Linked DNA regions of Homo sapiens: regions 1, 3, 4 and 5 are each linked to region 2. The links are chromatin loops, found by intact Hi-C in ENCODE. Cell type or tissue: B cell. All regions are shown on one strand.

Region 1 (5,000 bases), 110 kb after region 2:
TGTGATAGTATTAAAAGGTGGGGACCTTTAGCAGGTGATTAAATCATAACAATGGGGCACTCATGAATAGGATTTGTGACCTTACCAAAGAGGTTCAAGGGAGCTGTTTGCCTTTTTTTGTCCTTCCCACCATGTGAAGGGGATAACATTTAAGGTATCATCTTGGAAGCAGCGGTGAGGTCCTCCCCAGGCACTGAACCTGCTGGTGCCTTGATCTTAGACTTCTCAGCCTCTGTAACTACGAGCAATACATTTATGCTATTTATAAATTACCCAGTCTAAGGTATTTTCTATTGCAGCAGGAATGAACTAAGACAGATGGAGAGAGGCTTTCTGTTTAGTGGGGCACCTGGCTTTGGGGAGGAGCTGGTATTGAACCTGAACCTAGATAGATAACTCGGATCCTGACACAGGAACGGGGCATTTCAAGTTACAGAGCAGCAAGAGTAAAGGAACAAGCCAGGAATCTGCTTATATTAGTCTGTTCTCATGCCAAAGAGTGGGTAATTTATAAAGGAGAGAGGTTTAATTGACTCACAGTTCAGCATGGCTGGGGAGGCCTCAGGAAACTTACAATCACGGCAGAAGGGGAAGCAAACATGTCCCTCTTCACATGGCAGCCGGAGAGAGAAGAATGAGAGCCTGGCAAAGGGGGAAGCCCCTTATAAAACCATTAGATCTCATGAGAACTATCTATCATGAGAACAAGATGGGGGAAACCACCCCCATGATTCAATTATCTCCACCTGGTGCCTCCCACCACACATGGGGATTATAGGAACTACAATTCAAAATGAGATTTGGGTGGGGACACAGCCAAACCATATCAATGCTGTAGGGATGAGCAATGAGACATAGAGGGGAAGAATGAGTTTGGGTACAGATTCTCAAGGGCTGGAACATGAAGCTAAGGGGATGAATTTAGCAAATATCTTTGTGTTCGGCTCCTTCTGTGAGAAGGACAAATTTATTCACTGAATGGGAATTCACAAACTGATAGCATGTTTCTTAGCCTGTGCTTGGTTCCTGAGAGAGATATAGGGTCCCTGCCCTCTGGAGGTTTATACTACAGGCATGGAAGGATTCAGTTCTATAATTGATTAGAGAGGAGTATGGTTTCAACAGTGAGTTCACTCCAAAGTTTGGGAATGGAGGAATGTTCTCAGGGATTGGAAGTGCAGAAGGAGGGATTTAGGGGTTACAAAAGAAACTGAGGCTAGAAGGGTGGGAAGAGAGAAGGTAGGGAATTCCTAATGGAACTATAGAGTAGGGTGAAAGGGCAGGAGAAGCCGTGAGAAAGCAAGCTGGGTCCTGCTTCAAAAGCTCTTGAAGAGCCAGTGCAAAAGACAGCATTTCCAGATTCTGATCAGCCCCCGAGCATTCTGTTCTGGAAGGTTCACTTCAGTGCATAACCGGCACAGCCTAACACCTCCAGCAAGGCTGCGAGGTAGACATCACCATCTCCATTTTACAGATGGAACAACGATGCACAGAGAAGTGAGGTGAATTTCCCAGGGCTCCTGCCTAGTAAAGGGCTATTTGGTTTCAGAGCTTCTCCGAGACCCCTCAGAGGCACTGCCCTCATTCAGGTAAAGACCCCGAACATAGAAGGTACAGAAGGAGGATGTACATACGAGGAATGATTCCTTGGGAGGCTTTTGAGCACAGGTACTATCTGTGATTAACACTTAAAGATTATATACTCCACCAGTGGGAGGGAAGAGACAGACTCATTTCCCCATTCACGGCTAATGGACGTATGGCAGTGCAGATGCCTCTGCATTTTGATTGGTTTTCTCATATAGGGGAATAACTTTTCAAAGATCCCAGAGGTTCAAATATGGATATAAAAGCAATTTTATATCCAATAATATGCTCTAGTTACCTCTGTGGAGTTTAGCCACTGCAAAAGAGGCCCTTTGAGTCCTTCCTACTCCGGTGCTCCCCTGCCAAGCCCTCTCCTAGCAGGTGAGCGTCTGAGGCCTCCTGGAGCCCACTTTTCACCCTTTAATGAGGCTGGAGGCGCCAAAGTGCGCCCCTGGGGGCCAGAGGGCCAGAGGCTGGGTCATAAAGGGCTCTAGTTAAAAGAGGCAAAAGGTGCCAGAGAAACACTAGGGCCTTGTTTTTGTTTGTTGGTTGTGCATTTTAATTACTGGGAAGGAATAATTGAGCTTCCACTTCTGAGGCGGGGGCTGGTCTAACAAACTCGAGGACCCTTAGCAATTGGGCAGCGCGAGGTCTCTGCTCCCACCTGCAGAGGACACAGGTACCCGAAGCAGACGCTAGTTCCCCAACTTTTTGAAGCCCCTGCTCATCCTATTTGAGAACAGAGGCTATATATTCTGTGAGGAGTTGCCTGTAAGTTTCCCCAGCCACCAGGCGTTCAGTCACTGGCTGCAGATCCCGCAACCCTCGGGTGTTCAAGTGCGCGGGGTGGTGCGGGCGCTCCCGCAGTCCGCGCTTGGCTCGTGGGAGGCCTCGGGCGCCCCCTCCAGGATTCCGTGCTAACTGCAAACGATCGCGCTCGCAGGGAGGCCCCCAGTGCTTGGAAAACTCCAGGAATCCCTTCAGAGCACTTTATTTCCAGGCCAGCACGCGGCGCTCTGCAGACCTAGTACTGGGCTGTGGATAAGGAAGAGCAGAGCGGATGGGTTACGCCGAGGATGCCCAGGCTGAGCCTCGGAGTCTGGTGCTCCTGGACTCTGCTGAGGGCTGGGAGGGAAGGACAGGTGCCTTCCTCTGAGCCCGGCTTTGAACAGATCTGGTACCAAGGCGAGAGGAACAGCTTGATGACTCTAATTTCATAAAGGGACAGTGAGAAACTCGGGTGCTTTGGTGAAAAGGGCTCATCTGTGTAGTTACTTAGCAAAATCACATGGTTCGTAAACGCCAGATAAGTGTCCTTATCTGCAAAATCGGGGTACAAAAGCTTGTGTCACAGGCCAGATGTGATGATTAGATGATAATTAAACTCCCCGCAGTGACTGATGGAGTCAATGCTGTTTCCTTCCCCTCAAGTTAAGGATTTCTGGTAATTTTTTTCCCCCCTCAAAAAGGTCGGAAGCTTAGCTGAGGAGAGTTTGCAGTACATGAACTTCTTCCTTCCACTATGGCAGGTAGGAGTGTGTCAAGATGTCACAGACTGCGGTCCTATAAAGGGTCCATCCTGGAGACAAAGACTCAAGCTCACTTAAAGAAGCTGTTGCCTTTAGTCCAATCTAGAGATCACAGAATTATTATAAACATGTTTCAATTACCTACACAGCAAAAAATAAAGTTCAAAGAATATGAAAGAACTGAAAATGCAAAGTGAAGTTAGCTTTCCTCCTTGCCTAGACAACTACTGTGGTTCCTTTCAGAGATTACCTTACGATTTAAAGTGATATATATGAAAGAAAGAATGTTTGAAAAGGATAAATGTCAATTTCTTTCTCCTAAGTATTCCTAATTTTTACATTGGAAAAAATTATAAATCTAATTACAATTCACTTTTTTCTGTACATTTATCAGTCAAGTCTAAAAACTGAAAACTGATAAACAGCATTTACAATATTATTCAGTAATTTTTGCACTGTGAATTCTTAGTTATAGCAGAACTAAATAGTGTATTTGGAACCTTATGGAAGCAGTGTATCAATGAGTCTGCACCATGTATAGGTTTAGAGTATGAATGTATACTACCTGCATGGCCTGGGGAAACCCAAGCGTAGAAATGGCCATTAAAATTAATATCCCTTAGGTGCTTGGCAGAAGCAGATATAAACTTGACAAAGAGACAAGCTTCAATCCGGGTCTTCCAAGTGTCTTAAGAGGAGAGAATAATACAAATTAACACACACACTATGAACAAGAAAGAGCAAACACAACCAACAGAATTAGAAGATAGGATTACAACTCTTCAGATTTCAATAACTGAACAACCTATTCCATAGCATAAAGTTAGTTTAAAAAAATGAAGACTAAGAAGAAATACGTGATAGAACAAATCTGAAAAACCTATTAGAACTATTAATTGTGAAAAATATAGTCATGGACACTTTTAAAAAGGCAACAAATGGGTTAAACCTCAGGTTGGTTACAACTGAAGAGAGAGAAACTGGATGACAGATATGAGAAATTTACCCAGAATTCAACACAAAGGGATTTAGGATAAGAAATAGGAAAGAGAGGTTAAGAGGCAGGGAGAATAAAAATGTTTAACATATCTAATGGATTTCCATAAAGAGAGACTTGAGAAAATAAAGAAGGTGCAATATTCAAATATAATGGGGGAGAACATTCAGAACAGATGAAAATGAATTTTCAGAGCTGTTAAACAGTGAAGACACATTCTAGAGAAGGTATAAAATCAAGGAAAAAGGATGATCTTAATAACCAGGAAGAATAACACTCTACAAAGGAATGACAGATGTCAACAGCCGCAGAAGACAGAGGACTGTGGATACTATCTCCGAAGTAGGACAGAAAATAATTATGACTCTTGCTTTAAAATCATAACAACTAAAATTAAAATGAGTATTTAAATTTTTTTTCAGATTACTAAATTAACAGTACTGTCACTGTCTTCTGGGTAAAACGTTGCTCAGCTTGTATTTGAAGAGGCCAAGATATGGCTGTGGAAGAAATTTGTTCTCTTAAGTGGTGTAAGCCAGTACTTTTTTCTGCAGATAAACAGAGGAAGAAATATTCCTATCATTCCAGGGAAATTCTTCTCAAACTACCCTAGTCTTTGGCTAAAGTTCTGGTGCCTGTTTAACAAAAAGAGTCTACCTTTGGAAACACTGCTTCAGTTTTATGGACCTTAGCTTCAGGATTTGCTATTTTAAAATTTTCTATAAAAACAGTTTAATATTCATTTTCAGATCCCTAAATTTCTTGCTCCTTCTAAAGTCAGATCCTTCCTTGAAACTAGCTTTTAAACCAAAAGAAAGTAGGAGATCTGATGTCCTGTCTTGAGCAATAACATTTTTTTTTAGAGTCAGGGTCTCCCTCTGAGCTCA
Region 2 (5,000 bases):
TGAGCTGAGATTGCGCCACTGCACTCCAGCCTGGGTGACAGGGTGAGACTCTGTCTCAGAAAAATAATAATTAAAAAAATAGAAGAGGCTGGGTGCAGAGGTTCACACATGTAATCCCAGCACTTTGGGAGGCTGAGGCAGGTAAATCACTTGAGGCCAAGAGTTCAAGACCAGCCTGGATATTGTGGTGAAATCCTGTCTCTACAAGAAATACAAAAAAATTTAGCCAGCTGTGGTGACAGATGTCTGTAGTCCCAGCTACTCAGGTGGCCGAGGTGGGAGGATAGCGTGTGCCCAGGAGATAAGAGGCTACAGTGAGCCGTGATGGCGCCATAGCACTCCAGCCTGGGTGACAGAGCAAGACTATTTCAAAAAAAATAAAATATAATAAAAAAGGATAGAAGAACAGCCTTTATATTTGCTGTGTGGCTTTTAAAATTCCAGTTTAGAAAATTTATCTCACCTCAGCTTCATTATAGGCCCTTTTCTTAGCAACAACATCTGCTTTCAATGCCATACATTCTGGTGCTCGTGCATTTGTCTCTTCACTAATCTTTTCTAGTTTGTCTTGAATATCCTTGTACTTTTGTTCTGCCTCATTAAGTCTGACCTTTAAGAAAATAACATTATTGAAGTATATTTTTTCTTCAATAGAGAGAATTTTAAAAAATAATTATCTATAGTTCATATACCAATAATAAATTTAACTTCACTCAAGACATCAGGCAAATAAACATAACATAACATTATATAAAATACTATAATATAATTTGATCTTAACCCACAGTTAGTTATCCAACAAATGTGTTATCCTCTTGGGATACAAAGACATGATAACAAATGTCCTCAGATAACACAAAAGAGAGAGATATAATTTAGCAGAAAAACAGAACACAAACTGATGATACATTCTGTATACAATAATACTAAAGTAGGGTACATTTATTTTTAATTGTGGTAGCACAGAGAAACAAACCAGAGGTTGGCCAGAAAAAGTCAGGAATGCCTTCAAAGAGCAAGTAGTATTTTGAGCTGAGATTTTAAAAATTAATCTAAGTGTACCAGGAAATAAGTTGAGGAAGGTGTTAGAGGCAGATGAAAGAGCATGTACAAAGGTATTAATACTTTAGAAATTAAATATTGCTAGAGCTTAAATTGAAAGGATAATGGCAGGAGACGAGATGAAGGGGTAGAAGGGCCTCGCATTCTACAATGAACAGCTTACAACTTAATCTTCTTGACAACAGGAAGACGACCTAAGTCTGTCTCTTATCTCCTAAGTCTGCATGTTAGATTACTCTGGAAGCACTTGGAACACAGGGTAGACAGAAAAATCAAAGGAAAAGATTTCAGTAAGAAGTTAATATATTATGGAACAAAGACAATTAGGGACCAAACTGGGATGCTGGCAATAGGGACTGATTAGAAGGAACAAATATGAGAACTATTTCGATCGGGGTCAGCAAACCTTTCTACAAGGAGCTAGATAGTGCACACTTCAGGCTTTGTGGGCCACATGGTCTCTCCTAAAACAATTCAACTCTGCCATTAAAACATGAAAGCACCCAAGGACAATGAGTAGAGGAATTGTTTTTTTAATAAAAATGAAAGCTGGATCCAGGTTTTATATAAACTAAACATAATTCATATTATTTTTCAGTTTTAAATTAACAAAAGTTTAAAGTCTGCTTTAGACACTGTTTCTTCAGAAACCTTCCATTTAACAGTCATTCTACAAGCAATAATCAAGCACACACAATGTGAAAGGCTTTATGTAAGACAAGGTGGTAAGGATATAAAGATAAAATAAGATAGTCTTTACCCTCCAGAAATTTGCCAATTACAACATAGAGTATGCAAATGCTTAAACGGAGAAAAAGGCCTACAAAAGTAAACATAACCTAGCCTTATGATCCTCCTTTCCCATTTAAAAAAGAGGTGAGCATCTATTACGCAGACTGGATTCCATTTTAGACTGGGAAATGCTTGAGGAGGAAAGTATTTAAGGCCTTACCTGATGATAAGCTGAGAATTGAGGGTGAGAAGAGAAAAATACTTGGTGAAAATTTCAGAATATTCTTTCAGAAATGAAAATTTAAGGTGAGAGGTGGAAAGGGTTGAAATTCCACTTACTGCCTGAAGAGGGAGTAAGAAACTTAGCCCAGAAATCGCTAAGTGTCCTATCTTTACCTATTTTTACATACTCATATATTACCTCTGATGAATTAATGTCATAACCCTTAAAAGAAAAAAAAGATCAATCTGCTTATCTTGGAGGCAGACAGGAAAAAGCAAGCTAGGAAAGATTACATTCTATACCACAGCCAAGCTTGGGGGCCAGAAAGAAATTTCCTAAGCAAAGTAGAGAAAATGCTAAGAGGTAAGTAAGCTACACTGGCACATTGAGTACATTTGCGGGGGAAGGGGAGTAAAGAAGGAAAAAACTAGGAGTTCTACTTCTGGCATTACAGCATGAGGAGCCCCACAGTTCTGGCTGCTCAACCTTGTGAGTATACTAAAACCCAGTGAATTATACACTTTAAATGGGTGAATTATGTGGTATATGAATGATATCTCAATAAAGCTGTTCAAAACAGAAAGAGTGAGTATAAAGAGTGGATCTGCTGAATGTTAAAGGGTCCACATGGAAAGCCTCAACAGAGAATGACTGCCTTTACTCAACACTCAACTTCTGTAACCTCTAGGCCCGTGTGGAAGACTTTTATGACTTTCTTGAATTTTAGATAGGGTAGTTTCTACCTGCACTCTTAGATGTCAGGCTGAAATTAACCTTAACAGACCTAACAATGAATCCTACTTGCCTTCCATCTATATGAAATCCTCTGACATGCCATCTTGGTTCTGGACCATAAATCTCAGTTCCCTTAGCAATCTCTGGGCATTGTTTTCAGTTCTGAGTTCTCATACTTTCTGATACTTACCTTTAATGTGGTTCTAATTTATATTATTCTAGCACCCCTTTATTTCTCAGGTCTTTTTGTGTTTCAACTCCTTAATGAACCAAAGAGTAAAAGCTTCATGCTCTTCTTCTATGTCTTGTCAGTAACAAAGTTCCACTGACAATATGCATGAGTTCTAGAGCCCTAGCCTCTGACAGGTTTATCAAGGATAGAGTACTCTTTTCAAAAGAGAGTCACCACAACAGGCCTTGAAAACAAGCTTAGGTCTATTTCACCTAAGCAATCAATTCAAATATAGACAAATATACTGTCTGAAACTGATGGTTTGGTGGGTCATAAATAGTCTAATATCTGTAATTTCATATGATTCAACCTATTAAATCTGCATTTAAAAACTGTAATTACCTGCTGTTCTTCCATTTTCCTGTCAAGTCTAGCAGCACGATCTTCTCCAATTTTGATATTATCTCTGATGGCATTCAATTGTTTTTCAATTTCATTGACCTAAGAAAGAAATTATATAGCAAATTGATCAGATTAACAATAATAACCAAATACATTCTGCATATCACATAGATACGTGAACAAGTAATTAAGTGATAATTACCACTGCCCAAGCCATTTCATGTTTCAAGGACTCTAAATTAGTCTTCATTGTACTTAAACCAGCAATACTTTGAAAACGTTCCTCTTTCTCTACACACTGGCGCTTTAGTTCAGTAAGCCGCTTAAAAAAAGAAAACAGAACGGACGTATTTTTTATTAATGTTGAAAAAACACATTTTTGCAAATCTATTTCTTTTAAAAACAATGCCTAAACAAGTACTACATAAATATTCGTTTAAAAATAACTTCTATTTTTTAAAATTATTCTTGATTCTTTGGTATACTTTTAGTAAGTCCAATAATTTTGTGAATTTCTGCACTATAAAAATGGCCAAATACTCTTCAGATGAAGAGCAAAGGAATTAAAGGTTCAAGACTACACAAATATAGAGAAATCCCAAAACTCACTTTCCCATTTTCCCTCTTTATTCCCTATCTGATAGACATGATGGTCTGTTCCTCAAAGCAGAGTCAATAGGCATTCCAAAGAGAATGTAAGGATGAGAAGAAATTTATTTCTGAAAATCAAACAAGTTATAATTTTCTTAACTAAGTTCACTTTTTTTTTTTTTTTGAGACAGAGTCTCACTCTGTTACCAGGCTGGAGTGCAGTGGCACAATCTCGGCTCACTGCAACCTCCACCTCCCAGGTTCAAGCGATTCTCCTGCCTCAGCCTCCCAAGTAGCTGGGACTACAGGCATGCACCACCACACCCAGCTAATTTTTGTATTTTTGGTAGAGACGGGGTTTCATCATGTTAGCCAGGAACTGAGTTCACGTTTAATAATTAATTAAAAATATCAAATACTGTGATATTCAAACAATTTCTGTAGCTTATGGACTTCATATTCTGTCCACCTGGGTAGACAGCCTCTACCCTTCATCCATGCTTACCAAATTCAACTTGGGCCTGAACACTGTAGACCTTACTTTGTTTCCCTATCTAATGCACTTTCCCATTTTCAAAATTCTTTCAATCTATTATCATTCTCTTCAAACCTCATACACCTCATACACCCTGCCACCATATTCCCTCATTCATTCCCTCTCTCCAGCTTAGACAATTAGAAGCCATCAGACAGAAACTCCCTCAACAATCTACAAATCTAAAGCAGCCATCCCTTCCTTTTGCAACAAGAGAGGTGGCCTCATATTTAAGACCCATACCATCCTCTACCTATATCTTGGATTCTACCCCTTTTCTATCTTCTCAAAGGTCTAAATCCACTGATTTTCCATCACATCTTTTCATCTTTGTTTCCACTTTACCCTCTTCATGACTCATGTTCATCCCTACTTGCTCATCTTTCCAACTTAACAAACAAAACCACCAATACCCATCCCTTGGCACCACCTCCTCCTCTAAAATTCTTCTTCCCTTTCTATCCAGGTTTCATGAAAATTGTCTCTATCTCCTCCATCTCCTCACATTTTCCAGTTCCACATATCTGGCTGTTTTCACTGCTACTGAA
Region 3 (5,000 bases), 660 kb after region 2:
GCTCACTGCAACCTCTGCCTCCCAGGTTCACGCCATTCTCCTGCCTCAGCCTCCCGAGTAGCTGGGACTACAGGTGCCTGCCACCACATCCGGCTCATTTTTTTGTATTTTTTAGTAGAGACAGGGTTTCACTGTGTTAGCCAGGATGGTCTCGATCTCCTGGCCTTCTGATCTGCCCACCTCGGCCTCCCAAAGTGCTGGGATTACAGGCGTGAGCCACCGCACCCGGCCTGGAGTGAAATATTTAAAGTGTGACAATAACCCACCAAGCTACAATTATTATCCATAGAAATTTTCCTTCAAAAGTAAAGGAACAATAAAGACTTTCTCAGACAAACAGCAACTGAGGGAATTTGTGAGCAATAGACTTGCCTTGAAAGGAATGTTAAAAGAAGTTCTTCAGAAAGAAGGGAAATTATGGAAGTTAGAAACCTGGGTCCACATAAAGAATAAAAAAAAAATCAGAGAAGGGATAAATGAAGGTAAAATAAAATATTTTATTTTCCTCATTCTTAATTAATTCCTTAGAGTATTAATAGCTAGCAATGTGTTGCATCATTATAGCATACGAATACATGAGAAAAATGACAGCAAGGGTATTGGGGATGAAAGAGAGACACTGAGAATACTCTGTTACAAGGCACTGGCACTACCCAGGAAGTGCTATAGTGATGCTTGTAATGGACTAAGATTGGTTGTGAGTGTATCCTGGAAACTCTAGGGCAAACATGGAAGAAACAACTTAGGGCTCTACCCATCGCAAAGCTACTATACCAGTCCTGGAGAGTTTATGTTTATGTGAGGGAGAAATTAATTTCTATTTTATTTAAGCCTTATTTTTTTGATCATGACAAGAACATTTAAGATGAGATTTACTCTATTAACAAATGTTTATGTGCACAATGCCATGTTGTTAATTGTAGGCACAATATTGTGAGCAGAGCTCTAGAATTTATTTATCTTGTGTAAGTGAAACTACATACATTGAAGGGCAGGGGCCTGTTTTTTAAAGTTGTTTTGTTTTGTCATATACAGCCAAATAAAATGAATACTAATAATAAATAATAAAAACTGGCTTATGAATATATAGAAAAACTGCAGGGTTTTATAACTATTAAAAAATTAAATCAGTGCTTCAGGTCTTCCCACAAGGATCAAACAGGGTGCAAATGAATAAACAGGTTAATTCTACAAAGCTTTGATAGAAGAAAGAATTGCAGTCCCACAGCAACCAATTTTAGGATGTGTAACACAGAACACTCCCTAACGCTGAGATCAGGATAGCTTTGATAGAAACGTCTGAAAAGAACAGTATAAGGAAAGAAAGTGCCAGGCCACTTCTAATGATAGAGGAAAATCCAAAACAAACTCTTGGCAAACTGAATTGGACGATGTATAACAAATTGATAATTAATACTTTATGACAAGCTGTCTTTATTCCAAGAATGTAAGGTTGGTTCAAAATAGAAAATCTTTTCATGTGATTTGCCATGTGTATTAGTTTTCCATTACTGATGTAATAAATCCTGAAAATTTATCATATTATAGTTCTGAAGCTCAGAAGTCAGATGGAGGCCTCACTGCACTAAAATGAGGGTGCCGACGAGGCTGAATTATTTTCTGGAGGCTGCAGTGGACAATTTGTTTCCTTGGTCATTCGGATTGTTGGCAAAATCCAGTACCCTGTGGCTGTAGCACCGAGGTCTCTGTTCTCTTACTGGCCATAAACTGTGTGCTGATTCCAGCTTTGGGAGGCCATGGCATTCCTTGGCTCATGGTTTCCTTTCTCCTTCTTCCCAGCCAACAATGGTGGGTTAGTCCAATACTGCATCTCTCTGACCCACTCTTTCCCGCCCTCTTCCATTTTTAAGGATCATGTAATTAGACGGGGCTCACCTCTATCACCCAGGATGATATCCCCACCTCAACATCTTTAAACTTGATCCCTTCTGCAGAGTTCCTTTTGCCATGTGGGCTAACAAACTCACAGCTGCCAGGGATGAGATCATGGACGATGTGCCTACTGCATCATACTAAGAAACAGAGGGAAGAAAACTGTGGAATCATCACAATGAATTTTAAAGTAATATTTGAAGACATTAAACATTTTATCATTATTAATCTCTTACGAATGGATAAATTATGTATTTTAAAGAATTCCTTCAGAAAATATCATGCTCAATGATAAAATACTAAAAGTATTCCCCCAAAGATATGAGGAAAGACAAGGATACCAGCTATCCACTCTTATTTTAACCATTTACTGGTTGTTCTAGCCAATAAACTAGTATAAGACAAAGCAGGAGTACGAGGTTTGGAAAGGAGAAAGTAAACTATCATTAACTTCAAGTAATATAATTGTTTTCACAGAAAAGCCAAAAAAACTATAAAAATTGCTTACATTAATAATTTATATTTTTTTCTGATATTAATAAAAGACAATTGTATTTTATACACCAGCCATAGTTTTAAAACATGCAGTTTCAATAAAATACATAGTTTGCAAGTGAAGTAAGGAAATACAAGGTATTCAAATCTGTGCAAATCTGTGCAAAGCAAATATGGAAAAGTTATAAAATATTTTTCAAATACTTTTTAAAAAATGCTAAATAAATTGGGAGACATGTTTATGAATAGGAACATTTCCTTCTTTCCTGAGGTCATTTGGAGCCATGACTGTGATTTGTCACATTTGCTTCCTAGTGGCGTTTGTCCAATCAGTTGGGGAGGAGCACAAATGGACTGAATGGAAGGAGGATGGAAAGCTCATGGAGCCACAGCCTCACCTCAAATTCCTTTCACTCCTGGGTTCAGAGATTTCAGATGAGGCCCTGAGGTTATTGGATATCTTGGGTTTGATTTACCCTTGTGCTTTCGGGTTTATTCCAGGAGTCAGTATACTTAATATATGCAAATTTTGTTTTTTACTAATTCTGGGTAATCTTCACTCCAGAGTGATAATTTAATTAGCTTTAGTCTTCAGTAACAAAGTTCTTTGAAATTATTTGCCCTGAGACTGAAAATCCCTGTCAAGGAAATCTCTGTTGTCAGAATATAGGCTTTGCTGCCCTCTGCTGTTGGATAGGGGTAACTCTTCACCGAAGAAGACTGTGGAGCCAGGAGACCCTCGAAGGGAGGCAAAGGCCAAGGATGAGGAGTCAGGAGGAGAATGGCTCTTATTCTGGACACTGGCATAGGTGATACAGCCATGCACATCTCTTCCATGGAATTAGGAGGAATTTCTGCAAACCTTCAAGGACTTCATGGATGTTTGATAAGAAATTTTGCAAAAGAATGTATTTCCAACTAGAAAGTGCAACATGATTTTAAAATATGTAATACCAGTATGCTTATTGATAGTTGTGTTTTTTCTGTATCACAAACTACCAGATGCTCCATCCATTTCTCTTTGGTCCACATCTTAGATCCACCGCTGACATCAACTGGATTGATTGGATTATCTGGAGATCATTATGAAACAAAGAGTAGCATATAGATGGTTTATGGGTGATTACTCTCAGAAGGTGCACCTATGAAGAAGTTACACAGACAGAATTGTGCAGAAAGAGAAGCCGAATAACAACATAGTTAGAACTGCTGCCACAGCCAGTCTCATGGGGAGCTCTGGAGCTGAGATGGCCTTTTGGAATTGTCCCAAATTAAGGGAGACTGGGCCTTTGTGTCCCTGCATTGGCCAATTATTGGCCATGGGCGAGCTCCTGTGAGGTGTATAACCTTGGACAAACCAGTTCCCTAAAGTCAAGTGCAATTTTCTGTCAGGGTCACATTATAAATTAGCAGCTGATATTTCCAGACGCTGAGACCAGGCTATGTTGGCCCTGAAGTGGGGATCTGGACTGTGTAACACAGTATCTATTCAGTGAGTCTTGTTAGGAAACTATGGAATCTAAAAATTAATGAAATCTCTAGTTGAAGGGTGTCTACATTCCAGTGTTAGGTTTCATTTGATGTTACTTGAGCTGAGCTTGGAGAAATGGAAGTCTTTACACAAGAGGATGCATTAGAGAAGGTCAGACATATGATGTAAATGACATAAAGGGTTAGAGGAAGAACATTACAGAAGTCTCTGCAACAGCAATATTCTGAATAAACAGGTAACTATTGTGAAGAGGAACAGGAAGGTGTAAGGTTGGTAAGATTCAGCCAAATCAAAGATATAAGTTTTAGAGATTGTTCATAGCTGACTAGAGACCACCGCCTCATCTCACCACAGTATGACTAGCTGTGTGGTATTAGGCAAGTTACTCAATCTCTGAGAGCTTCAGTTTGCTTATCAGTGTCAACAGGGAATAATAATAGTACCTTCCTCAGACAGTTTCAGTGAAAATTCGAGACCTACATAAAGCTGGAACCCCAAAGGCTACAACCTTAGTGTTAGGGATGAACAGCAAGTAAATCTTACGTGTTTGTGTGTGTGTGTGTGTGCAGGCACGTGCACACCTGGGCATGTTATATGTGCACATATTTACATATGCATATCTACATCTATGTAATGTCCATCCGTATCTGTATATCGGTGGTTTTCAATTGGGAGTGATTTTTCTTCCATGGAGATATTTGGCAATGTCTTGAGACATATTTGGTTGTCGTGGAGTGGGAGTGTTGCTGGCATCTAGTGGGTGGAGACCACAGGAGACGCTGCTAAATACCCTATGGTCCTGACAGGACAGTCCCTGTCAAGAAAAAAAATGACCTGACCCAAAATGTCAGTAGGGCTAATGTTGAGAGATTCTGTATCTCTATATCATCTGTCTATTTTTCACATCAGGAGCCTCTAACCCCCAGGTCATGGACCAGTACCAGTGCGTGGCCTGTTAGGAACCAGGCTGCACAGCAGGAGGTAAGCTGCAGGCGAGGGAGGGAAGCATAATCTGTATTTACAGCCACTCCGCATCGTTCACATGACCGCCTAGAGCTCCGCCTCCTGTCACATCAGTGGAGGCATTAGTTTCTCAGGAGCCTGAACCCTATTGCAAACT
Region 4 (5,000 bases), 200 kb after region 2:
AAACTATGTGTGTGCTATATCCTTTTACCAAGGTGCAGCAGCAGTTCTGTGTTTCATTGGAATGCAGAGAACTGAGGCTGACCCAAGGACATGCCACTGAGAGGCCATGAAGGAGGAAGAGGGAGAAAGAAGGAGGAGGAGGAAGGGGAGGAGGAGGAAAGCATGGAGGAGGAAGGAGGAGGAGTTTAGCACCTGAATTGATTTTACTTACCCTGTTGAGATTTCTCTACCTCCTCTGCTAAGTGTTCCATCTTATAAGTTCAGTTTGGGTGGAGCTGCATTTGGCTTCTGGATCTTTCTTCAGTATAATCTCTGTTGGAGGTGGGAATTTACCCCTCTGCAAAGTCCAGATGTGCTGAAGGATTGCTCTGCTGTTGCTGGGACAACTTGGAAACTGTGTTCCTGCTTCATTCCCCCTCCATTGCCCCTTGATGTTGTTAGGATGCTATTCACTTGTTTATTTGGTTTTGGGCCTGAGAGCTCTTGAGGGACTGGGGGCAGGCACTGCATCTGGTTTATAATCCCAGTGCCTAAGATAATGCCCAGCAGATCATAAACCACAGTGAATGTTTGTTTAATCACTGGCCTAGCCAGAGGCACTTTTTTTTTTTTTTATCAGAATCAATATTTTCTTCTTCTTCTTTTTTTTCCCTCCCCCTTTTGGACCTGGTGTGGATTGAAAAACATGAAAATCAATGGATGGATGCTTAGAAGCTAGTACCAATGTATGGGAATGCATCAGCATGAGGCAAGGCTTACCTGGGTGGAAACTGGATTTTTTTTGCCTTTTAAAATTTATTCAGAGAGAGAAACTGAAATTTGGCTTTTTATTTGTTGTGACAGAAACTTAAAACATCCCCCCAACACACACTTCATATACATAACCACACACATAAACTGTGATTGCACCTGTGTCATTTCTGATCTGTGAAATATAATAATGGGCAAATAAAGCAAAATTGAATTTGGCCAGCCTTTGAAATCTATTGATTTCAAATTAGAGCAGCAGTGTTAATTCTATTATAGCAGTAATACCCAGAAGGTAGATTTTGAAATGGATTAGAATGCGTTCATTTAGAAGCTTACAAGTATATCTCGATGAATTAGCTGGGAGAATAACACTTCTATAAGAAACCATGTGGGAGTAGGTAACTGCAGCCCTAATTCTAGTGCCTGGTTTTATCTTTAGATGTTTTAGTGGCCTCTGTCAGTAGAGGAATCCTAAGACTTTCACTACTGTTGAGTTCTGAGGATCCTTAAACCTAGCACATGTCCAATGGCAGTGATGGTTCCACAGGGGGAAGAGACCACCCCCCACTTGCTGAGAATTAGGTGGGGCTTTCAGATTTGAGTCTCATCAGCAAAGTGCCCAGAGTGTTGATCCTGAGGTAGAATGTCTTGGGTGTATTTCTTCCTTGCAGTTACAGCTTGGCTGATGGTTTTTTCTGCAGGTGAGAGTGATTTTCCAGTGATTGCTTTGGCCTGTACAACCAGAGAACAGGATTCTTCCCTTCTTTTTGGCCACCAAATGCCTATGTGCACCACACATTCCAGTGTGCTGAGAAGGGCAGAGCTTCTTGGATGATGATGGACGTCCCACCGGGCAGGATGAAGGCAGAGCGTGTGGCATCTCCACCTCAAGGGTAAGAGTTGCCATTCTATCTTATTTTCTCAAGCACCCATTATTTATCAAAGGAGGATGAGAATGAGCGTTACAGTGTAGTGAGAAAGATGAAAGTTAGACACTTCTGATGGTCAAATCCACTGGGCAGTTGGGACAGATGACTATGGGAAGAAAAGTGTTGGTCTCAAAGGATTAGATTGGAGTTATATTAAGGGACACCACTGGCCAACTTTAGAAAATGCTGTGGTTCACATTTTCTCCCTCTCCCTTTTTTGACATTTATAGTTCAGACTTGAGAGAATGACACTACTGTTATTGTAACTAGGTTCCATTTGTGTTCATGTTAGCCAGTCTGGCTTAAAATGTGTGTTGTGGACTGGAATTGGTCAGAGTCTGGCTCAGGTCACAGACTGGGTAGCTCATCAGATGTACCTGGGCCAGAGGCACATCTTTGTTTGAGCCACATCATGCTTCAAACATGTTGGATCAATTCTAACTAAACTTGAGATATTCCACATAAGGATCAGGGTTTCCAGGTTCTCCTGGGAAGACGGAATGATATGTCTATACTGGGCCTCTGTTCCTAAAAAGGATTCTAGTGCTGAGTAGCCTCTGCCTCTTAGACAAGTGGGGACAGTTCACCACCATCCCCAACCATCTCATTTGTTTGACTTGTTTGGTCACCGGAGGTATTTAATTTTGCCATGCCTGTTCTAGATCATTCTGCTAGCTCTTTGACAAAAGTAGTAATAGCCTTTGTTAATTCCTCCAGATAAAAGCAAGTATCTTTTACTAGATTGTGGGCAGCACTTAGCATAAGGGGCTATAGCTGTAAGAGGATAATACATGGTCCCTTCCACAGCGAAGCTTGGAGTCTAGAGTGAGCAACAATCAGACTTGTGGGGAATAAGGAGAATTGTAGATAACATCATAATGCCTTGTGATATGTGCTAAAATCAAGGTGTACACAAATGGGCTATGGGAGAGGGTAGAGAAGAGAGAACCATTAATTTGGCCTGGGCCCAAATTCTCCAAAACTCCCTCCCCTGGGCAGCAGAGCTTTCCCATGACAGACCTCTGTATGTGCTTGATTCCAAGCAACCTGGCTCAGCTGGAGATGTGATGGAGTATTTACAGCAGGGCTAGGGGCCCCTCTTGTGGTAAAGTCCAGGTTTTTCCTGTTTCTGTTTGAAAAGCTATCATCTACGATTCTTTGCTTTTTACAAAGAGGACAGCTTTCTGGTTGTTTGGCTCACTAAATCACTCAGCCTTCTGAGCAGCTCTCTGCTTGGAGATGAGCTGTGTGAATTACAGAGATCCCTGGAGTTTCCAGAGAGTAGCAGTCACACTAAATACAGATCCAGAGGGAGTGAGTACAACTTTAATGTGATTGTACTAGTTGGTGGGAGTAAGAGAAGGGAAGGGAATAGGGGAAGGAAGTGGGGGAAGGTAGAAATACCATTATATCAGTCTTTTATTTTTGGAACACAGTTTTACATGTGGCTTGTGCTTTATGTTTTCAAAAGACTTTTACATTTGTTATTTTATCCTCAAGGTGGGTTTATAAACTCCTTCTATAGATGAAGACTTCACCTGCCCAAGGTCATGCAGATAAGAAGAGGCAGCTCAGACACAAGTTTTCAGAATCCTAGTCTTTCCCTCTTTTTTGCTAGTTGATGCTGATAATTCAGCATGAATAAGAGGACATGCTGTTTTTGTTTTGTTAAGTTCAACATTGAAACGTTGCATTCAGTTTATGAATGCTCTGGAATAGAGCACCCTGGGACCCTGCAAATTGTATGGACCTGTGTCATTCATGTGTTGTCCAACTGTGGCCCATGCTGTCAGAACATGTCCAGCGCAGAACAGACCTGGCAGGGAGTTTTCTTGCCTGACTGTTTGGCCGGTGGGATTCACGCTTTACAGCAAGCCTTCCTCAGTGGACTGGGCTGCACCACTTGGAAAGCTACTGGAGGTGTTGGCTCCATGTAGGATCCTCGCCATGCTCAGACAATGCTGTAAGAGAAGACTCTTACCAGGGAGGCACCTGGTAGGAGGTTGGTAAGGAGGAGACATGGGTATGGATTGAGTTTAGGTTTCCAATTCTGTTTACGTTTGCTTGGTTTTTCCATTTTGTATATCCCCACATGGCATGACCAGAAATTGAATTTAGCATGACCTACTCTTTAAAAAAATCAAAATGAGCTTTCTTTTTAAATTTAATAGAATAAAAGAAAACTCTTAGAAGAATGTTCCAAAAAGAAGGCAGTGTTAAATGCTGAAAATGGTGTATTTTTTTCTTTGATGAAAAAGGATTAATGTAGATTTTTGGACATCTACAAAACAAGAAGGAAAAACAAATCTGGGTTTTTATTTACTTTTATGAAATTGATACCAAAAAGCAGTTCTGTCCAGTAAGACAAATTGGCTTGTATTATAATACTTTCATTACTTTTCTGAGCAAAGCAGGTGCATTATCAGAGACAGCCATGAGCTTGTGTATATGTGTATGAGTCAGCCTTGAAAAGACACAATTTTGAGAATATTTTCTTAGGTGAGTTTGAGAGCATGAAGCAACAAGAGCAGGAAGTGGACCAAGAGGAGGCGAATAAAAGGTTAATGGCTTTGAAAAAGCTTTACAGGGTGCCAGTTGGAGACAACTGAATCAATGGTAGTTTTCATTTTACGCTGCCAGGGAGTTTCTTGGATTTTTGACATATTCTTCTTCTTTTCAATCTTATAAACACCAAGAGGGACAAGGTGGTCAAATACTGTATATATAGTGTTCTCACCATGAGTGATGTGGGTTGATAGTAGGGAGGAGAATCAATACAGTGAAGCTAAGTTTAGCTTTAAGAAGAGAATGAAAATAGCAGTTGGGTCTTCTACTTTGTGGCCAATGCCACTGTACCCTCAGATGTGCCTGATTTTAGACCCCATGTGTCTTCAGCATGTGAATGTCAATCTCCTTACAGTATGGCTGACATAATATGCAAATGAGAACATCAGCCAGTCTCTACCTCCTCCCACTTAAAAAAATAAACTTTAAATACTCATATTTGAGGCATTGTGGAAAGAGTCTGCCGCATAAAAGGTGGACAACGTTGGGCAAATTCTGAGCCTCAGATGTCCCCATTTGCAACACGGGAGTCTAAGGTCTATGACTTAGGGCTGTTAGAGAATTAAAGACAATGATTCATTCATTCAGTTACATGTACTCATTGCCTGCTAGTGCCTATGTACTGCACCAGTTGTTGAGAATAAAAGAGTGAATAATAGTGTATATGAAAGCACTTACCACAGTGCATAGCCTGAAAAAAGATGCTTAGCACATTTTTCTTAAAACATTTTTAATGGAGAATTTTAACATGTACAA
Region 5 (5,000 bases), 430 kb after region 2:
ACTTAGAAAGTGTCTACTTTTTGAGAAGATGGATTTGTGGAGCTCACTGATTTCCTGTTTTAATTTAAACTGATAATTTTCTAGTCCTGTTGCAGAGCTGTCATATGGAGCTATTTTTAATCTACACATGGCTGACATATTTGAAATATCTCATATCTTTCTCTTTTTTTGGACTTAGTACTATTATATTAGAAAATCCACTCATGCAACTTCTTCAGAAAGGGTATTTTGAAAATAAGCTTACTGATATCTTGATATTTGCCGTGAAAATGACCTCCTTGGCCCTTGCACTTGGAGTGTAGAACCCTAGCTTCCAAGCCATTTTGTCTTATGGTCCTTGGTATTTGTGATAAGACATTTAGTGAAAGTCCTTCAAACAAATTATATATTTTTATATAATTTGTTTTTCTGGAAGCATTTATGAGCTTCTGATTATCACTGGTATTTCAAAATTTAACAAAAGTGTTTTAGGTGTGGGTCTTTGAAAAATACAACCGAGTTTGTCTTTGTTGTGCCTTCTAATCTGAAGACGTGTGTCTCTCTTTTCCCCTCTTTCACTCCAGTGATAATTTTCTCAATTCTTTTTTCTGTGTTCTTTTTCAAACTTTTATTGAGCAGATTTTGGATCTCAGTGGTTAAGTTGGAATTCGTTTCTTAGAATCCCCTTCCCTTGCGCGTTCTGGGTTAGATTTGGCCAAATGAGGAGTTACTTGAGACTTGGAAGGCTGACATAAAGCACTAGCATTGCCCTCTGAGGGCTGTTGTGCTTAGCTGTGGTGACAGACAGACTCTCTGTCTGTAGGTTCCACCTTTTTCTTGCTCTCTTCTGCTATGTCCCCAGCTCTTTCTCCTGATCATTGACTCTGTCACCTACAGTGGCCCCAAGCCCACACCCAGACACATGGCAGCAGACTCACTAGTAGTGCAGCCAAGGAGCAAAGTGGAGGCCCAGTTACCCAGACACCTCTCCAAGATCCTTTCCTCTGAAGTCTTGTTTTGATGGCTGAGCGTGGTTAGCTTCTTCTCAGGTTGACTGCTCTTGTCTTCAAGATCCTCTTCTAGATTTTAATTTCCCCTACAAGTTCTTTCTGCAGTTGGGTAAGATTTAATACCTACATCAAGTCTCTTATCCCATAATACATAGTATCTCTGCTTCCTAATTAAAATGTCTAATTACAACCTCCTAAATTAATCTTCTATATATCTCAATGTTTTCTTAAATTTTTAATTTTTTTCTGCCTTATTATCTGGAGCTTTTCTTGACTTGATGTTGAAATTCCTAGAATTATTTCTTATTCTCTATTGCAATTTTATACCATCCTGTACTACCTTCTAGAATTTCTTTGAGAATCCTAGTTAAAGCAGCTTTTCTTTTTAATATTCTGAACTATCTTTATTTTCATGGGATCAGTTATTCTCTCTATTTATCTTGATCTTCCTTCTTCATGCTGGTAGTGTCTTTCTAATGACTGGAGATCTGAAGTAATCGTTTCATAAGGTAGTTGGTTTTCTCCATTTTATTGGCAGATTAGTTTTCTCTTCAGATACCTTTGCTCCTATAGGCATATTCACTTACTTTTATTCCAGGGGCCCTCTGGAAGACAGAGACACGAATGCATGTGCTCAGATGCCATCAGGGACAGGAACTGTTAATCAATTCTTTGTCATGTGGCTCTGGCCTGTGTTTTCTTTTCCATCTTCTCCCCAACATTATAATTGAGTTCATCTATCATACTTGGTTTTTGCTTCCATTTTTCCTTTTTAAATTATATCCTAAACTTTTATTGAAAGATTAATCTTCTTTTAGTGTTGCTTCAGTTATAAGAACTTTCTCAAAATATTCCATGGTTGCCAGTTGCCTTCAAAGTTAATGTCGAACTTCTTAAGCTTTCAGGGCCCTTAGAGATTTGCTCTGAAACTGCCTTCCCATGATTATCTCCCTCATTTATTTTCACACTTTGGGAAACTGAGTGGGTCACCCTTCCCTGATGATGGTAATTCCTACCTCTATTCTTGCCTTGATTTTTCTTCGTTTATTAGGATCTCTTCCACATACCTATCAAAACTTGATCCTTTTTAGACATCTGCTCCAATATCACTTTCCCATCATCTTCTGGCTATTATCTTCATTTTAACCTGCTATCATGCTTTTTTGAGAGCATTTTGCTGCAGAGATAATATCCTGTCTGATATAATAACTATTTAGTGTTTTTTTCTCCCATGTTAGAAAGAAATTTCCTTTAAGTCAAGGGCCCTATTTTAACTTCTATTTTCTCTCCAAAACACCATGCATGGGATATAGCAGGTATTCAGTGAATATGAATTTACTTAGATAAAACTTTGCATTTTTAAGTATCTCTACATTTCAGTTTCCTGCAAAATAAGCATAATTATTGCCCTGTGTTACTGGGACCTCCCTTTTAGAAGAGAAAGCTATGAGGCCATAAGAAGATTTGTGTAAAGGCCTCTGTCATATTATAGAGTCATTCATTTGGATTCCCAGGAAGTAGTAATGTGTGTAATTCTGTTTTGTGTAAGAACTTTTCTGCGTACTTATATGTCTTAATCAGTTTTCTGTTGCTTATAACAGAACACCTGAACCTGGGTAATTTATAAAGAAAATGCATTTATTTCTTATTACTCTAGAGGCTGAGAAGTCCAAGGTTGAAGGGCCATCTGGTAAGCACCTTCTTGCTTGTGGGGGACTCTCTGTAGAGTCCTGAGGTGGTTCAGGTTATCACATGGTGAAGGGTCTAAGCATGTAATGTGCTAGCTCAGGTATTTCTTTTTTTTCTTATAAAGGCACCAGTTCCATTTTCATGATAACCCAATAATACATTAACCCATTAATCCGTTAATTCGTAAGTGGATTGATTCTTTCATGAGGGCAGAGCCCTTAAAGGCCCACTTCTCAATACTGCCACCTAGAGGATTAAGCTTCAACATGAGTTTTGGAAGGGATATTCAAATCATGGCAATATATTGCCTGACAAGCAATTCTGCTTTACATCCTTCGTGATTTCCCATAAATCTCTGAGGTCTTACTTTATTTCCAAAGGAGAAAGCTACTAGTCTCTAGAAAAAGTGTCTGATGCCTTGACTCATTTGCTTTGTAGAGTATTTTTGCTAGAAACCATAGTCTTACAAGAAGAGAGCAGAACTCACTATGTTCTTAACTTTGGTGTCAAATGAGGATTGTTTCAATCAAAGTCATAAAATTAAATAAACACTTTATTGGCAAAATGGCAAATATGCTATTCTTCCAAATGACTATAGCAATATAGTCCAAAGGACTAAGCTTCCAAATGACTAAAGCAATTTTCTTGCTTTGAACTTTCCATCCTGAGTCTTCACATTGATTAATTCACTCATTTATTCATGCAAAAATATCTCCTATGCATGTATCAGGCATAATTGTTAGAATGATGACTAAGGCACAGACCTAACCCTTAGGGAGCACACTGCCTATGGGGAGGACAGTCAATTAAAATGCAATCAAAGGGACATAGGACCAATGTTACGTTACCAGGAAACAGGCGAGGACAAAGGAGACTAAACTCAGCCAGAGAGTCTTAAAAAGTGATACCTACTCCACATTATCACTAAAATAGGAATTTTGATTGAAACTCTAGGGGTTGGCCTCAGAATTATAGCTACTTTCTTATCTATAATGAGCATTTGTGACTACTTTTGTTATATATATTCCTATGTGGAAAAAGGTTAAGTTTGTGTATTTTGCATGGGATGATAGTTTGGACTCCTACCATGTAATCTCAGCCTGTTCTTGGGAAATATTATAGACAAGTAGTTCTCAAAATGTATTAGAATCACTTAGGGGCTTAAAATGTCCAGACTCTACCCACCCCTAGAAAGCCTGGTTAATTGGTCTAAGGCAGAGATGGTGTTTTTCAGAAGCTTCTCCACATAATTGTAATATGCAGAATTTGTGATAGAATTCTGCCTCCAGATAAAATTGTAAAATGATCCTGCTGAAATGGCCCTTAGAAATCAGCCAGTGCAACTTCTATTTCCTATGTTAGAGAACTGGGTTGTGGTTTGTATTCCTTGGAAGGTATTTGTTATGGGTTGAAGTGGATCCTCCTAAAATTATTGATGTTGAAGTCCTAACCCCCAGTACCCCAGGATGTGACCTTATTTGGAAACAGGCTTCTATTAGTTCGTTCTTGCAATGCTGTGGAGAAATATCTGAGACTGGATAATTTAAAAAGAAGAGATTTAGTTGGCTCATGGTTCCACAGGTTGTACAGGCAGCACAGTGGCTTCTTCTAAGGAGGCCCCATCAAGCTTCTCGTCATGGTGGAAAGCAGAGGGGCAACAGATGTCTCATATGGTGGAAGCAGGAGCAAGAGAAAGAGTGAAGGGAGAGGTGCCACACATTTAAACAACCAGATCTCGTGAGAACTCATTCACCATCTTGTGAACAGCATCAAGAGGATGGTGCTAAACCATTTCATGAGAAATCCATCTCTATGATGCAATCACCTTCCACCAGTCCCTACATCCAACACCGGGGATTACAATGCAATATGAGATTTGTGTGGGGACACAGATCCAAACCATATCAAGGCTCATTTCAGATATAATTAGTTAAGGAGGTGGACTCTTAATCCAATATGACTGGTGTTCTTATTAAAGAGGGAAGGTTGGACTCAGAGATATGCACACAGGGGAACGTCATGTGAAGATTAGAATTCTGCCACAAAGCCAAGGAACTACCAAAAGGTTGGAGAGAGGCTTGGCACATACCCTTCCCCAGCACCTTCAGAGGGGGCATAGCCCTGCCGACAACCTGATTTTGGACTTCTGGCCTCCAGAACCTTTAGACATTGAATCTCTCTTGTATAAGTCATTCAGTTTGTGGTACTCTGTTAAGGCAGCCCCAGCAAACTCATACAGGATCTTTAACATGAACTTAGCCCTACCCTGGTCAACATGGCTATTCTCACTCCTAATGTGGTGAATGGGTTGCCCACTTCCTA

Evidence for each region. Hi-C counts contacts between places; a loop is a spot of excess contacts. Peaks named below come from ENCODE experiments on the same cell type or tissue, not always from the same donor. Only the 100,000 strongest peaks of a DNase experiment are listed, where the experiment ranks them.
Region 1: it touches region 2 in a loop (19-fold over the local background); 65 of 110 quality-filtered maps call a loop at or near these places.
Region 3: a loop joins it to region 2, with 22 times the contacts of the local background. A loop is called at or near these places in 26 of 110 quality-filtered maps.
Region 4: it touches region 2 in a loop (17-fold over the local background); 2 of 110 quality-filtered maps call a loop at or near these places.
Region 5: it touches region 2 in a loop (21-fold over the local background); 11 of 110 quality-filtered maps call a loop at or near these places.

What each region holds. Positions count from the first base shown.
Region 1 is chr2:17,828,228-17,833,227 of GRCh38, forward strand. No RefSeq gene overlaps it. Among named protein-coding and RNA genes, the nearest start is that of MSGN1, 14 kb to the left of the region's middle. RefSeq lists an enhancer at 1,734-2,234 and a silencer at 2,232-2,361. In B cell, CTCF peaks have their summits at 2,503 (motif pointing left) and 2,709; a DNase peak (open chromatin) is centred at 2,504; H3K4me3 peaks cover 815 bases; H3K27me3 peaks cover 341 bases.
Region 2 is chr2:17,717,614-17,722,613 of GRCh38, forward strand. It overlaps SMC6 (structural maintenance of chromosomes 6), which reads right to left. Exons shown (of 28, transcript NM_001142286.2): 10 at 3,529-3,648; 11 at 3,327-3,425; 12 at 464-610. Among named protein-coding and RNA genes, the nearest start is that of SMC6, 34 kb to the right of the region's middle. In B cell, CTCF peaks have their summits at 2,140 and 2,343; a DNase peak (open chromatin) is centred at 2,148; H3K27ac peaks cover 1,532 bases.
Region 3 is chr2:18,375,161-18,380,160 of GRCh38, forward strand. No RefSeq gene overlaps it. Among named protein-coding and RNA genes, the nearest start is that of RDH14, 180 kb to the right of the region's middle. In B cell, CTCF peaks have their summits at 3,096 (motif pointing left) and 3,298; a DNase peak (open chromatin) is centred at 3,081; H3K27me3 peaks cover 264 bases.
Region 4 is chr2:17,916,229-17,921,228 of GRCh38, forward strand. KCNS3 (potassium voltage-gated channel modifier subfamily S member 3) reads left to right here. Exons shown (of 3, transcript NM_002252.5): 2 at 1,452-1,643. Among named protein-coding and RNA genes, the nearest start is that of KCNS3, 40 kb to the left of the region's middle. In B cell, no CTCF peak of the experiment used is centred here; no DNase peak of the experiment used is centred here.
Region 5 is chr2:18,146,937-18,151,936 of GRCh38, forward strand. No RefSeq gene overlaps it. Among named protein-coding and RNA genes, the nearest start is that of KCNS3, 270 kb to the left of the region's middle. In B cell, a CTCF peak has its summit at 2,915 (motif pointing left); a DNase peak (open chromatin) is centred at 2,895.